2 separate regions of the Mus musculus genome follow, and region 1 is linked to region 2. A link is a loop called in an ENCODE intact Hi-C map of the cell type or tissue named here. Cell type or tissue: left cerebral cortex. All regions are shown on one strand.

Evidence for each region. Peaks named below come from ENCODE experiments on the same cell type or tissue, not always from the same donor. Only the 100,000 strongest peaks of a DNase experiment are listed, where the experiment ranks them.
Region 1: a loop joins it to region 2, with 2.0 times the contacts of the local background. A loop is called at or near these places in 2 of 42 quality-filtered maps.

The regions. Positions count from the first base shown.
Region 1 is chr15:20,444,205-20,452,204 of GRCm38, reverse strand. It overlaps a transcript of Cdh12 not described here. Among named protein-coding and RNA genes, the nearest start is that of Acot10, 220 kb to the left of the region's middle. In left cerebral cortex, no CTCF peak of the experiment used is centred here; DNase peaks (open chromatin) are centred at 1,516, 2,106, 2,675, 3,193 and 1 more place; H3K4me3 peaks cover 3,613 bases; H3K27ac peaks cover 2,757 bases.
Region 2 is chr15:20,542,370-20,550,369 of GRCm38, reverse strand. It overlaps a transcript of Cdh12 not described here. Among named protein-coding and RNA genes, the nearest start is that of Acot10, 120 kb to the left of the region's middle. In left cerebral cortex, no CTCF peak of the experiment used is centred here; DNase peaks (open chromatin) are centred at 440 and 3,730; H3K27ac peaks cover 1,217 bases.

The DNA.
Region 1 (8,000 bases), 98 kb after region 2:
TTATTTATTCCATATTGCTTGTGATATGCTACTGTAACTTTAAGGAATCATGATCATGCTATACAGAGGCGGTATCACAATCACACACACATTTCCCTTTAATAGTGTGGTTGCGGTGTAACAACCCTTCTGCATAGCAATTTAGGAAAAAGACATTTGCCTAAAACTCAAAAGTGATTTTTAACAGTTGCTACCCTTTAAAATACTTACCACTTGTCATCAATAAGGAATAAGAAAGCCCAAGTTAATTCCTTAAACTTTAACCCTTGTGTAATGAAATAATTCATTTTCCAATAATAATTTTATTCATCATAAAAGCAAGAGCCAATATTTTAAAGCAGAATGGATGAACTGCTTCTACTTATGCTTTAATATAGATAGGATTGGTACCACTATATCTATTTAATGCTGTCTATTGATTGGTACTGATAATATAGGCTATAATCACATAAACAAAGCAGTAATTTACTCAACAACAGACACAATACTACCTTACTTAGCATTAGACAGGTGTAGCAATGCTTGCCTTTGGAAGTGTAAGTATATTTGTAACAGGGTGTACTAATAGGTCATTTTATTATTCAAGGGTTTAGATTTAGAATTTTTATAAGAAAACATGGCAAACAAGCATCGTCCTGCATCTCTCTAACACACACTTAGATTTAATAGCATGACATCTAGGTATAGGTGAGGAAATTGATACTTCAAATTGCACATAAACACAGTATAAACAGAATATCTGCAGGTTTAATTCATTAGCAGGAATAATTAGGTGTCATCACAGTGCATTTTAAGAAACAAGAATGACTTACATACTAACAAGCATGAAACCATAAGATTGGTTGTTTTTCAGCCTATATGACAAATTATTCCATGAAATAAAACCTGCCACAGTCCCAAATATAAAATTGCTTGACGTAAGTAGAAAAGAATGGTGCCCTCAAATCCAGGGGTAAGTATGTCAAATCAAGCATTATTTGGGATTTTTTCCAATAGGCTAAGTTTTATTTTTTGCTACCACAAAAATCTTAACACAGAGAACAAATGACAATCTCTGCTGCTAATTGAGCTCTGTATTTTTTTTTTTTTGGTGGGTATTATCTGAAACAATCCCATCTCTAAACAGATCAGTGGAAGAAGAGAGCTCTAGTCAGAAAATCACTTGGCTTAAAACTCTCCCGACAGCTTACAAAACAGCACAAGGCAGTGGAAGTGAAGTATACAGCGATTGAGTGTTAGGGGAGCACAGTAGACATAGCAAAAATGTTCCCCTTTCTGTGACTAAGAAGCTTAGTTGCAGGTTAACGTTTGAAGTTAGATTTTGAAGTAGTATAGTTGATGAAGAACACGATCCTATATTCTTAAGTGGTATTTCATGTTATTAACGAATCTTTTTATTTTGAGAGTTTTTTTTTAGCAGGTTGAGGAGCCCCTCTCGTGTTGTTGCTGAGTAAGCAGATTATGGCAGTTAGTTAAATGTAAGTTCCCACTTGGCTTATGGCTCTGCACTGGAGTCTTCCAAAACAATGTGTCAATCAACTGCTTACAGCTAGTAAAGAATACTCAGCTGCCTTTCAATTCCGAAGGCACATTATGTGAAGGAAGGGGGATATTCACAGCCTGCATCTATTCCTTTCAACAAGCAACACTGTCAAAAAAGTTAAAATGATATTTTAAACTGCATAGTTTAATGTGGCAAAATTTAATGCAAGGAAACAATGAGATTCGGTGTCAGTAAATGCCTAGTACTTAAGTACTATTTTGTAAATTTCACATCTTATCAAGTGTACTGAAAAAAATAAAAAATAAAATAAAAAGGTCAGATGTTTGTTTAGATTTTCCACTATTTTGTCATTTCTAGAATAATGTAAACTGAGCATATATATTCTGAGAATACTTCATGGACATTTTCCAAAGTATATAAACTGATTTCCTTGCTGAGAACTGTGTGAATGAGCTTTAAAATACTAGATGAGAATCTGGAAATTAAGAAATGGTTACAGAATCGGCCAAAAGTATGTCAGTTGCCTCTAGAGAGAGAACGGAAAAATGTATCCGTAAGAGGCATCACAGACCCTAAAGTACAACAGTACTGAAGCCACCATATTCTCAATATAAGAGGAGTGCAAGAACCAATCCTGGTAAGCACAATATTTATAAAAATATGAATACTTGTCTTGAAAGAACCTTTAGCTTCTATGTTCTCTGTCCCATATAATCCTTACATTTTTCTACTTACATCAAATAATTGATTGCTTTGAAAAATTTTCCAGATCATAATATATGACCCTGAGCTTGTGTGGTAATTGTCCAAGTGAGTTTTGTGGTAGAAAACGCAAGATGCCAATACACCCAGGTAATGCAATATTAAATCGTTTCGCACTTGTAATTTAAATAAGAATGTTTCAAAATTTCTCTCTGTTAAGCAAGTAGTGAAGGGAGGTGACATTTTGAAACTAAAGGGTTGTGTTGCGTTTAACCACACTGAGAGCTCTTACAAAATAACCAGTTGAACATCTCTTTATGGCTTATCCATTAATTTTCATTTGCTCCTTTAGCCTAGCTGAGGTGCAGTAGGAGCGAACGGGTCCCTCTCTCTCTAGGCAGCCTCACAGCTGTAGAGACTACAGACTTGTTTAGAACTTGCTGAAGTTTCCTAAAGCCAAATCTTTCACAAGCTTCAGATTCAGATGCCGGGTCGGTGAACAGCTTTCTCCAGCTTTGCCTAGCCCGGCATCACTTTATTAATCATGCATGCGTCTCTGTGCGTGTTCCCTGAAGCGACCACACACACACACACACACACAAATCCAATCTTAGTTAGAAAAAGAGCCTTACCTGATGGGTGAGAGCAAACGCAGCTGCAGGAACAGCAACCTAGAAAGGGCAGCAGCAGGATGCAACAACACAGCCTTGCTCCAAGGTGCGACTTCTCCCTCTGCCTCTCAGTCTCTTTCCTCTTCTCAATCACTGTAGCGAACCACGACCGCTCATTTTGTCCCCTTTAATTCATAGAAGGTTCCCAAGCCAGGCAGGCAGCAGACACCACTTTGTTCCTGGAAGAGGCAGCCTCTCTTCTCAGAAACGCTTGGACCCTCTCTGTGGCTCCCTCCACATTTACCCTTCAGATCAATAATGCTCTCAGGATGGAGGGGGTTGGGGGTGTTGGGGAGGCTCAGCTGCAGTGGCTAGTCACGAGCCAATGAGGGCTCAGGATTCCTTCCCTGTCATCTCCCCGCCCTCAAAACAAAACACAGCGTGCCTTTGACACGTCTCTGAGTTGTGGAAAGTAATTGAATCCTATATTTGAAATGCATCTTATTTGTCCTTTTCTCCCCCCTACCGATCATTGTAGAGTGCTTTGAATGAATGGAGAAGCTGAACCTCTCTAGGAAGACTCATTGGACTAGCTAGGCAGAACGGGACATTTAGAAGATGAGAAAGTCTTAGCACCTGGTTTTAGACCTGATGCTGTGTTTTGAAAATGGATGCTTCTGTGAGGCAAATCGGGGGAATGATTCGGTCCTTGCTCTTCCCAGGAGTTTGAATCTTTTGTTTTGTGGAACAAAACAATAAACTCAGTATACATTCGAGTTGTCTCGATCTTTACAGGTTAAGTGACTATCAGGCAATTATTGGTGATACTTAATAGTCAAGGATTTCCTTGCCCCCCAGGTACATGTTTCTGTACCAATTCAAGCATACACTCTGAGGTGGTCGAAATTGCTCAGGCTGCATTATGAGTTCTTTTAATTGTTCGTGTTTACTTTTAGATTTTTAAAATTTGCATGTTTTTGTAATAAAAGTTTATTAGTTATTACTGACATTTTATGATACTGCTCAGTGGCAATAGGATATTGTAACAAGGAAAAACAGCTGTTGAATAAATAAGACTAAGTCATTGAAATTATCCAAATCACAATGGATACCTCAGTGACAACAATCTTTCTCTGGTTTTCACTATTTAATACTTTATTTTATATCTTAATAGACAATATAATAATAAAATTTTGATTAAAAAATTGAGTTCTCTGCAAGAAATGGCAATTTTGTCACTTATATACCAAGAATTCAGTAATTTTGAGATAGTAATTTAATACAAGTCAGTAAGAATGTCAAGTACACAGTCTCTGTACCGTTTAAAAACAAGAACTCAAACAACTGGCACAAATAATGATGTCTTTTCAATGTCACCATTGAATGAGAGTAAAATTAATGTGTGTCTTTCAGAAATCTTTTGTTCCACTGAAGTAATACAAATAAGTTGATGCATTTGGTGTAGCCAAGCTTTGTATATTGTGACAAGTTACAATAGCTTGGGGAGTCATTACAAACAAAACAATTTCGTTACCTGTCCATCATGTGAAGGAAGCATGGAGAAATGTAATATTTACAGCTCTGTTGACTGAGTCTCTATAAAAAACTTAATCTTGACTTTATTGTAACTCACTCATGTAGCCAGTAAGAATTTACACAGGACAGTGTCTTGCCAAGTGTGTATGTAGAAACATTGTTTCCAATCTGGGTATCTCAATTGCTGCCAGTTTAGAATGGGAATGACCATCCTCATCTCTACACAGAACAAATTCATTCCAAATTACGCTCCAGCCTGTGGTGTAGAATAGAGAGCACTGGAGTATTACCTGACAGAAAATTAGATGTAGCATGGAAAGGTAGATAAAAAGAATTTACACCATGGAAATTAGAGGGTTATGCAAGATTCTGTTTACTACCAAATAAAAAAATTGAAATTAATACAAACAAAAGTGAGAAAATGTATTGTAGCAAAAGAGTTAAATAATATAAATTTGTTTGTGGAAGAAATGATATGATATATATATATATATATATATATATATCAGATAAGTATAGCTCAGTAGGGATTAATTCTTTAATAACAAAAAGCTATAGAAGAGTGTTTATAAAATAAATTTTATTATTAAAATTATGTCATATGTAAATATTTTTCCAAGGAAGAGCCAAAAATAATTGTAAACAAGGGAAAGGTCATCACTGGGCTGTAAGAAATTAAAAAATAAACACTGTATAAAATGGATCAAGTCCTTACGGTTTCCATGCAATGAGACGGCGACTTTAATTTGTTCAACTTGCAAAAATTATTACAATTACCAGTCTGTCAGGTGTTATGGGCATTACTAACATGCACAGTTTGGACCCAGGTTTTCACAAATCTTGTAAAGATATTTGTAGTAGTTCCTCTTTCAACTACTATATACTTGCACATGGCCCATTGCAGAGTTCCCACACCAATCCTTTCCTACAGTACAGATCCTGGCTAATGCCTCATTTCTAATCTCAAAGTGGAAGGAGATAAGGAGCTCACTCCAAACATAGGATTCTAGTTCAAGCAGCAGTAACTTCAATTTGGGAGAGACTATCCTCAGGTCTGTGTATATCATCTTGGTAAAGAAAAGCACCGACAAGCTGCTAAAACATTAGTCTATATGACCGGTATAACACAGCATCGCTGTGTACAGGGAACCGTGGGGAAGACCAACAACTATTAAAAAGAAAAGTCCACCAAATCTATTCTAGTCTTAAAATCACAAAAATGAGATTACTAGCAAGGTTGTCTGTTTATCTAGGGATTATTGTTTGTCTTCATTATGCCATTAGGTATGTTAGGTATTTGTTTATTTTTTAATTGAAGCGCTATAAGGCAGAGAAAACCAAATGCAAGCATACAATGCATGGAAAACATTGAAAGGTTTTCTTCTTCATGGCTCAGTGTGCTGGGGGTAAGAATCAATGCTATGTGTTTTAAATTGTAGAACTTTGCACTTGTGTGTGTGCTCTATTCCAAAGAGAATAAAAGAAAGACTCACATTCTGATTGTTCATGCCAACTTTTCTCCTTAGGTAATAAAACCAGGCAAGACAAGTGCTGCTGTAGGAAGTGACATGAATTGAAAAGTGAACTTTCCCCATCCATATTGGCATCATCTTTGCTCAGAGATATGATACCTCTCTCCAGATGCCTCTGTTTCTCTCTCTCTCTATCTCTATCTCTCTCTCTCTCTCTCTCTCTCTCTCTCTCTCTCTCTCTCTCTCTCTCTCTCTCTGTGTGTGTGTGTGTGTGTGTATGTGTGTGTGTGGGGGGGTGTGATAACATATACACACACCACTCACTTAAATACAAAGGGATACTGGCAACAAGATGCAAAGTTGAGCAGTGTTCATTACAGAGATTTGGCACTGGCAAAAGGGAATAATTAGGTCATGTATTTCATTCTACTAGGCAGGCACCATGGAGATCAGAGATTAAAATATCCTTCTAAAAACAAGAGAAAATTTGCCTATGTAAATGGTCATCTTTTATATCTGGATAATATTTATCTCAATAACAAAGATTAGAAAACCTATCATGTTGAAATTTTGGGTATTCTAGTTGGGTAAGATACCCAATTAGACTTGGAAGTTGTGCTGATAATACCAAAAATAGAACACAACCGGATTTCAGAGTACATAGAGAATAGGCATTGGTCTTTTTCACCACATAACCAAGTGAGGATTACTTTTTGTGTGCTTATGCATGTTTGCTTGTGTTCCTGGTCACATCTTTGTGAGCACAGATGTGATAGTGCATATAGACATTCCTGCGCTAGTTTTTTGAAGCCCAAACCTGATTTTATTTTTCATGCTTGATTGTTCTCTACTTTATATATTGCAGCATAGTCTTTCTTGGATCCCAGAAGTAATATTTTTGGTTACTTTGGTGACTCTGACCAAGATAATTTGTCTCCTCCATATGTTTGATTAACAACAGTCAGACTGCCAAATCTACCCTAACCTATGTGTGTCCTGGGCTTTCAAACTCAGGTCCTCTGACTTCAATTGCAAGCATCTTGCCTGATGAGCTACCTTCCCAGACAAAGGTGGACTAACCTTCACTGTTAACTTAAAATCTATCTATCTATATATATAAATACCTAAGGGACAAATTTTGGAAGTCTATATATGTGTTCAATGATAAGTTTAAGAGAATAGTACAAATGTATTGTATTAGTCACTTTTCTTTTTTTTAATTATTATTATTTTTATTAGGTATTTTCTTCATTTCCATTTCCATTGCTATCCCAAAAGTCCCCCATACCCTCCCCCCTACTCCCCTACCCACCCACTTCCACTTCTTGGCCCTGGCGTTCCCCTGTACTGAGGCATATAAAGTTTGCAAGACCAATGGGCCTCTCTTTCCACTGATGGCCAACTAGGCCATCTTCTGATACATATGCAGCTAGAGTCACGAGCTCCGGGGGGTACTGGTTAGTTCATATTGTTGTTCCACCTATAGGGTTGCAGATCCCTTTAGCTCCCTGGGTACTTTCTCTAGCTCCTCCATTGGGGGCCCTGTGATCCATCCAATAGCTGACTATGAGCATCCAGTTCTGTGTTTGCCAGGCCCTGGCATAGCCTCACAAGAGACAGCTATATCACGGTCCTTTCAGCAAAATCTTGCTGACATATGCAATGGTGTCAGCGTTTGGAGGCTGATTATAGAATGGATCCCCGGATATGGCAGTCTCTAGATGGTCCATCCTTTTGTCTCAGCTCCAAACTTTGTCTCTGTAACTCTTTCCTTGGGTGTTTTGTTCCCAATTCTAAGAAGGGGCAAAGTGTCCACACTTTTATTAAAACTACTACACCTACTCAGCATGTGGTTGTTACCATTCCATGAGGTCTGGTCTGAATAAAATGAAAAAAATAAGCAGAGCATTTGCAGGCATCTCTACGTACTGACTGCAGGTGTGGCTCTGCTCCATGCCTGCTCTGTTGGACTGACTATACTCCCAAACCATAAACCAAACCCATTCTTTCTGTACTGACTAGTTTTGTGTCAACTTGACACAGGCTGGAGCTATCACAGAGAAAGTAGCTTCAGTTGGGGAAATGCCTCCATGAGATCCAGCTGTAGGGCATTTTCTCAGTTAGTGATCAAGAGGGACAGGCCCCTTGTGGGTGGAACCATTCCTGGGCTGGCAG
Region 2 (8,000 bases):
ATATTTTTACAACTTGTAATTTTCCCATTAAACTTGTTTATATTGATTTAAGCATGGAGTTATTAAATGAGTTCATTGCCTGTTTAGGAAAATTTTACATTTCTTAAATGCTAAAATATTTTATAATGTCAACATTCATAATGCTGTTGTTACATCTGTCTTTGATGATGATTAATGTAGTTTAGGTATTGCAGCTCTGTGGGCTAGCTACTATCTTAACACCCTCATTAATCAAAACATAAAAGTGACCCAGAAGTCACTGTTAGAGTTTACAGGATAGAGGTCTAGTCTGTGCAGGATCTATTCTTGTAGCAGAAAAGAAAGAGATCTTACATGTCATACAAAGAGTTTCTCCAGGAATGCAAGTGCAGAAGGAGCTACTAAAGTCACTGCAAGTCACCCCAGCACATAAACACCTTCTGCACCCTTCTGTTGGAGCTTCTATTCCAATTCTAAAACAGTTCAACAAATTAGATTGCAAATGACTGTAGATGCATGTAATAACTATCTGTGAAAAAAGAGGCCATGAATTTAAAAGGGAACAAGGTGGGTGGGTTATACAGGCGAGGTTGGAGAGAGAAAAGGGAGGAAGCAATGATGTAATTATGTTGTAATCTCAAAACTACAAAATGAAACAAATAAGAATCTAGCAGTATGATATAATATGGCATTTGGAATCAAAGAAAGGTTTCATATTGGTCTGTGCTTGTCACTTCCATATTTCCTAAGATTTTTATTACTCAAGGAGACAGTTTACTTTAATCAACTTCAAGAATCAATCCCAAGTTATTTTCTCAGATTGGAGGTGGAAAAACTTCAAGATCCAGAGGAATGGAGGACACCAAAGACACAAGATCTTCTAAACACAGCAGCGTCAACACATATATGAACTCACAGAGGCTGAGGCCTCAAGTGCAGAGGCTGCACAGGTCGGAGCCTGGAGATACAACCATGGTTAATGAAAGTGGAGAAAAGCTCTTGTGTCTAACACATAAGCTATGTCCTATTGATAACCACTCACAAATAAACAGTTTCCCTCTGAGGAGTATTCCTGGGTGGTCGAATCACTCTTAAGTCCCCATAAACAACTGTAGATGGCAAACAAAAAACAAACTCAGTGGTATTTTTGAAGATTTTTTTTCTTGTCTTAAACGCTTCTTATGAGAATGCTTTCCCTCTATTTCTATTTTTCTTACTGACATTTGTTTTGCTTATATATAATGATTTCTAATTTTGTATTTTTAGGGGACATCTGTTTGCCCCATTATGTGTATCCCTGTAGCTGTGTCTCTTGTACTTTTTATTTAGCTATTTATTTTTCTGTTATTTGTTTATTTGCTTTGTCCTGTTCATGTTTGCTTGCTTTTATTTTATATTATATTGTTGCCATTCTTAGGTGTTTTTATCTAATGATCCAGAAAAGATGTGGATTTCATTGAATGGCATAGTGGCCTGGATCTGCAAATTGTTGAGGACAGCGTAACCATAATCAGAATATAGAATATGAAACATGCATTTCTAATTCGAACATTAAGCCTTTTAGTACTGACATTTTGAGAGATTATGCTGAAGTGTTCTAATTTGATTCCACCATCTTCACATAGAAATAGATATTTCAAAAAATGAAACTCATTCATTACATATTCTCAAACATTCCCTCTTTTTTCTTTAGTATAAATATATATTTGAATCATTTACAGTGTTCACTAAACAACAATTTTCTTTTCAGAAAAAAAAAACAGAAACAGCTGTAAAAATGAAATTTACAACCTAAGACAAGAATCTAGCCCAGAATAGTTCATTAAAGTAACAGACAGAACTTATGTTTTGAAGTTTTAAAAAGCTGTTGTTTTGGGGTTTTATTGCTGAGAACTGATACCATGACCATGGCAACTCTTATAAAGGAAACCATCTAGTTGGGACTACCTTACAGTTTCAGAGATTTAGTCCATTATCATCATAGTCATAGGAATCATAAAAGCATCCAGACAGACATGATGCTGGAGGATCCGGGAGGTCTATACCTTGATCTTCAGGCAGCAAAAGGGGACTGGATTTCATATTAGGTTCAGCTTTAACATTTATATGGCCTCAAAATCTGCCTAAAATGTCACACTTCCTCCACACCTCCTAACAGTTCCACTCCCTATGGCCAAGCAATCAAAAACATAAGTTTCGAAACCCCACACCACAGGCTTTATGCAATACTGATCTTTGCTTCTTGTCTTCAGACTTCCAGTGATTTATACTTATTCCAATCTTAAAGAGGCTTACTCTACTAGGTTAATCTCTATCTTGAGATCTAATACACTGCTATTTTGAGGCCACACTTTGTGGCTAAAGGATTCTGTAAGGAACAGTAAGTAAAATTCCAGACACTGCTGTCTCTAAAGTGCTCAAAATTAAATATGTTTCAGATATACTGGAGAAAATGTCTCTCTAAAAACAAATATATTTCACAAAGGACTTTCTTGTCTTTGGTAAGAAGTGACATGGAGATTTTTGTCATGTAAATATCATCTTCAATAAATCAATTCATGTAGAATGCAATAAAATGAGATAAATTCATTTAAATACTTTAGAAAATCAGAAGTGAGGCCCAGTGGTACACCATGAAAATTCCACCCCTTAGGAAGTATAGGAGGGAGAGTCTGAGTTAGAGAGGTAAAACAGAGAGAAACAACACTGTTAGAGGCAAGTAGCCATTGTCAAATCTTAAAGCAATAATTAAGCATGTCACTGTGGACAGAAATCAATGCTTTTCCTTCACAACTTTATTGCTCTCATTGAGTCTGCTTCCTGCTGCATAATATAGTTAAGGTCTGTAAGATGAATTATTATATTTATACACTCAAAGTCTATTTTCTCTGTAACAAAGCTAAAATAACTCACCGAAAATTGCTGGTTTTGACTTCTAAGAAATCTAAATAACTGAACTGCTTATTGGTAACACTGACATTGGCTTTTAAGATATGTGATCTATGGATATGCAAGTACTTATAATTTTCATAAAAAAGGCTTTTTGGTATATTTTTGGTAGAAACACTTATATACTTTATATATCACTGCTTTTTGCAATAAAAGAAACACTTTACTCTCCTTCTAAACATAATTACAACTGATACATTATGATTTGGGGCAGAAGTGACAATCCAGAACCTATTTTGTTCCTTTAAATCCCCTCTCTTCATTTTAAATTTGACACAATGATTAAAAATGAATATGTAGATGAACTGTTGGTGATTCTAGCCAGTCCATTGACTCTGATGCATGAGTTGTTACATTTGGATGTATAGCTGCAATAGGCTGTAAATATAAATTGTGCATCCTGATATTTCATGACCTGCAAGATAATGCACTCACAGAGTTAGGAATAGGGAAAAATGCATCTTGATTTCATTTCAGAATATGATCAGAGCCTTATGATAAAGAAGTTTGTTCATGTAGTATGGGAAATTTTACTTTAGCATATCTCAGAATCCATATAATTTTTGATTCATCAACAAAATTGAAACTTTGAAGTACTTTGTACACTATGTAAGTAGAGCTAATATGGTGACATCTTCTACCTCTCTGTGTTCCATTTATTTCTTCTGGCTTTCAGCTACTGAGCCAATCTCCTGAAAATGTTCTCTCACCACCGAAATCTTCATTTCTTATTTCTTCTTTTGTTCTGACCTATTTTCTTCCTTTTTTAGCTCCAACCCAGAACTGAAAAGCTTTGTTAGCCGTTATTCTCAGCAGCAATGGGCAGAGTTCCTTTGGAAATAAGTGACTGAAATCGCCTAAGATAGACTCTGCCCTCTGCAGCACAGAGTAATTGGCCCTATTAATTTCCCAGGCTTCTTAGACTAGAAAGAAAGGGCAAGGGAGGGAGCTAAGCTTCTAGAGAGTCTCCAATAGCAGAAAAGGGCTCGGAGAAAATCATGAAGAAGACATTTTTGGAAATGTCATATTGTTAAAAATAGACTTCTTTGGCCTTGGTATTCTTATTTATCTATGAAGATATCTATTCTTTGGCAGTCTAAATGTCCAAAGTTATTTTATAATATTATATTCTTCCTTGAAATTGTAAGTGAAGAACTCTGTTTGATTGTCTACATTCAACTAACAATTACTTCATTTTCCTGGAAATCATTATGAAGATTTGATGGAACATTACCTACCCATTAAAGGCCCACAAGCACATTTTAAACCCTTACAATGAGAGTCAGTTGGTATGTGCTACAATACAAATTGAGTGGCAGCTCCCAGCTATACTCCTATTCTTAGTGCCAACACCCACTATAAGAGTTATTCAGCAGATCTTCCAATGTGTTGGAGTAAAATCAAATTTCTACAGGTAAAGATACTATTTTATCAGTGTCATAGATACATACAATTAAAAGTTACCATTATAATATAAACAAAAACTTTAATATTCATCATTGCAATGTCATGTGAAAAGGACTAGCATTATATTTTATTGTGTAAGATCAGACCCACATTTTGAATTTCTGTTCCATGCTCATACTGAAAGTTCTGCTATTTTAAATATTATATCAAAAAGAAGTGCTCATAAAACACGAGGAAAGAGTTCTGCTCTGCTTATAAATACATGAGGCACGATCTCAGGGAATTTGTGCTGAGGTGTAGCCACAGCTGTGAGTAACCAGAGGTTAATAGAAAGGGCTCAGCTCAGTGCCCTCAGGCTTTTGCTGACTTCCCTAACTCACTCCAGCTTTATTAACCCAAGGGGAAAATTGGGTTAGGAAAAGCTTTGTGAAACTCCGATGACTCACAGGAAATGGGTTTTCTCAGGTAAGTGAATAAAACTCATCATAATAAAAGTTTTCTATATTTACAAAACTACCAATGTACCAATGACACTAGGGAGTAGAGACAGCTGGTATTCATTTCAGAACTTAGCTGAGAGATTATAAAATACTGTATGATAGTGGCATATGACAGTTTTGATATTTGTATTATTAGGTAAATATTAGGAGTGTGTTAAATAAGCTCAATTCTCTTAAAAAATAAATGGAAGATAAAGAAGTATGTATGGTAATGTATTGATGTATCCTATTTAAAGCATTTTTAAATAGTTAGGAAAGTAAGTCAAAATGATTTGACTACTGAGTTGGATCCCTAGGACTCCCGTGGTGGAAGGAGGGAACCAGTTCCCTGTTCCCCGCTAATCCTCTGACCTCCACATGCAGGTCACTGTGTGTCATGCAGGTCACTGTGTGTGCATGGCCCCCCAGCCCCCACATGCACACACAAACACAATTTTTTAAGACAAAAAAACAAAAACAAAAACCTTTCTCAAGTACACAAAGGGTATTTTCAAGTTTTACAGTGAGAATAGTCTAAAATTATCACAAGAATAAACAAGATATATGCCCACAATAAGAATTTGCAGTGTTCCTCATTATCACATCTGGCCATCAGATAAGGAAAAGTTGTCAACTAATTCAGGGTGCCATTTTTTTTTTAATTATAAATATTTAGTAGTCACTAACTGGAAGAGATTTTCTATTTTACTCTTGTATAAGGATATTTCTAATTATTTTTGTCAGTATATTTATATCAACAATTACAATTTCTTTTCTAATTTCTATTTTTAACTTTTATTGGTTATAACACTTATTTACCTTTCAAATATTATCCCCTTCCCCAGTTTCCCCTCCAGGGACACCCCTATTCAATCCCCCCTCCCCCTGCTTCTATGAGTGTGTTCCCACACCCACCTACTCCTGCCTCACCACCCTAGTATTTCCATATGCTGGGGCATCAAGCCTTCACAAACTAAGGACCTCCCCTCCTACTGATGCCACATAAGGCCATCCTCTGCTAGATATACAGCTGGAGCCATGGTTCCTTCCAGTGTGTTCTTTAGTTAGTGGTTTAGACCCTGGGAGCTCTGTGAATTTGGTTGGTTGATATTGTTAATTATTTTTATGAAATTGCATACCCCTTCTGCTCCTTCATTCCTTCCCCTAACTCCAACATTGGGGTCCCCATGCTCTACCTGTTGGTTGACTGCAATCATCCTTATCTGTATTGGTAAGGCTCTGGCAGAGTCTCTCATGAGACATCCATATATGCAAGCACTTCTTGGCATCAGCAATAGTGACTGGATTTGGTGGCTGCATATGGGGTGAAATCCCAGGTGGGTCATCTGGATTGAGTTTCCTCCAGGAACATAGAAACTTGTAATGAAAACAAGTGAGTAAGCTTGTGTTTTATTGAGACTTTGTGAGACTGGCGAGATATCACAGTGGTAAAGCATATGCCCTGATATGCTGGAGGTTCTGAGTTTCTGAGTTTCTGAGTTTCTTTCTCAATATCTATATTGGGATCACCTGGTGTTCAGTGGAATCTAGCACCTTGTAATAGACACTGAAATACCAGACCTATTATATGCACATAAGAGACAGAATTTAACATATAATACTTTAAAAAAAAGACTATGTAGAAAAGCATTGAATTGTCTAAAACTAGTACAGGTAATAGTTTACCATTACCTACTTAAGAGAAAAAACAATTTTGATACCTTGTACATTTGGATAACAATGGGTAAAACCTGCACTGACTACTCATAAGGAGATTTAGCTAGTGGGTCAGGTAGAAGTGAGTCAGACTCAAAAGAGAACAAAACAATTTACAAATAGAAGGTGGGGGAGTAATAGTTGGGAAAAGAGCATAAAAGGAGTAAATATGACCAAAATGCTCCATCCACAAAGTGACAATGTTCTATCAAAGACATTACTTCTAATTAACACAAGCTAATAAAATTAAGTGAATTGAAACCAAAGGGAATCAACCCTCATATGTGAAATAGCAATAAAACTCTAACCTTTCCTATCAAAGCATGAATATTTTCTGCAGTGTGAAATAAATAAAAGTCAGAACTGAGACTGGGTTGTACTCCTATTTTCATGCTTCATCTGAAGATAAAATAATCTTTAAAATATTGTCTAGGAAAATGCATACATATACTGAGCAGAGAAGCCTGGCATTCCTGAACTTGTCAAAAGAACCTAGAGTGACATAGACATTTGACTGAAATCCTATAACCAGAATGCCCTTAAATATCCATATTCCTTTATGTAATCTAAAATGTCCATAGCCTTAGAGAGTTGTTGCATGGTTAGACTATAGTTAAACCTCTCCCTTTATTGTTTTAGGTAAGTTTTCTTTATAAAATTATGGCACATATGTTGCTGTATTTTACAGATGATGAATGGGATGTATTCGAGATCTACCAGGTTCCCTCTCAGTGTGTCTGTGGTGAAGTTGGAGAATATTTGAAGTTTACATATCTCTAGTCTCAAGATAAGGTATTTTCTTTTTTTTTTAAATTTTTTTTGTTAGGTATTTTCCTCATTTACATTTTCAATGCTATCCCAAAGGTCCCCCATACCCACCCCCCCAATCCCCTACCCACCCACTCCCCCTTTATGGCCCTGGCGTTCCCCTGTACTGGGGCATGTAAAGTTTGCAAGTCCAATGGGCCTCTCTTTGCAATGATGGCCAACTAGGCCATCTTTTGATACATATGCAGCTAAAGACAAGAGCTCCCGGGTACTGGTTAGTTCATATTGTTGTTCCACCTATAGGGTTGCAGTTCCCTTAGCTCCTTGGGTAATTTCTCTAGCTCCTCCATTGGGGGCCGTGTGACCCATCCAATAGCTGACTGTGATCATCCACTTCTGTGTTTGCTAGGCCCCGGCATAGTCTCACAAGAGAGAGCTATATCTGGGTCCTTTCAGCAAAATCTTGCTAGTGTATGCAATGGTGTCAGCATTTGGAAGCTGATTATGGGATGGATCCCTGCATATGACAATCACTAGGTGGTCTTAATTTCTGGGTAACTTAGAGCTATGGGCTTTATTGAGACTGAACCCTGAGCATTTCTGAGTATATCACATAAAAATTATATGCTGTTACACAAATGGATATTCTATAGCCTCTTCTCTCTTAGTTTCTTGTGTTCCAGTCCACCCCATTCCATTCTG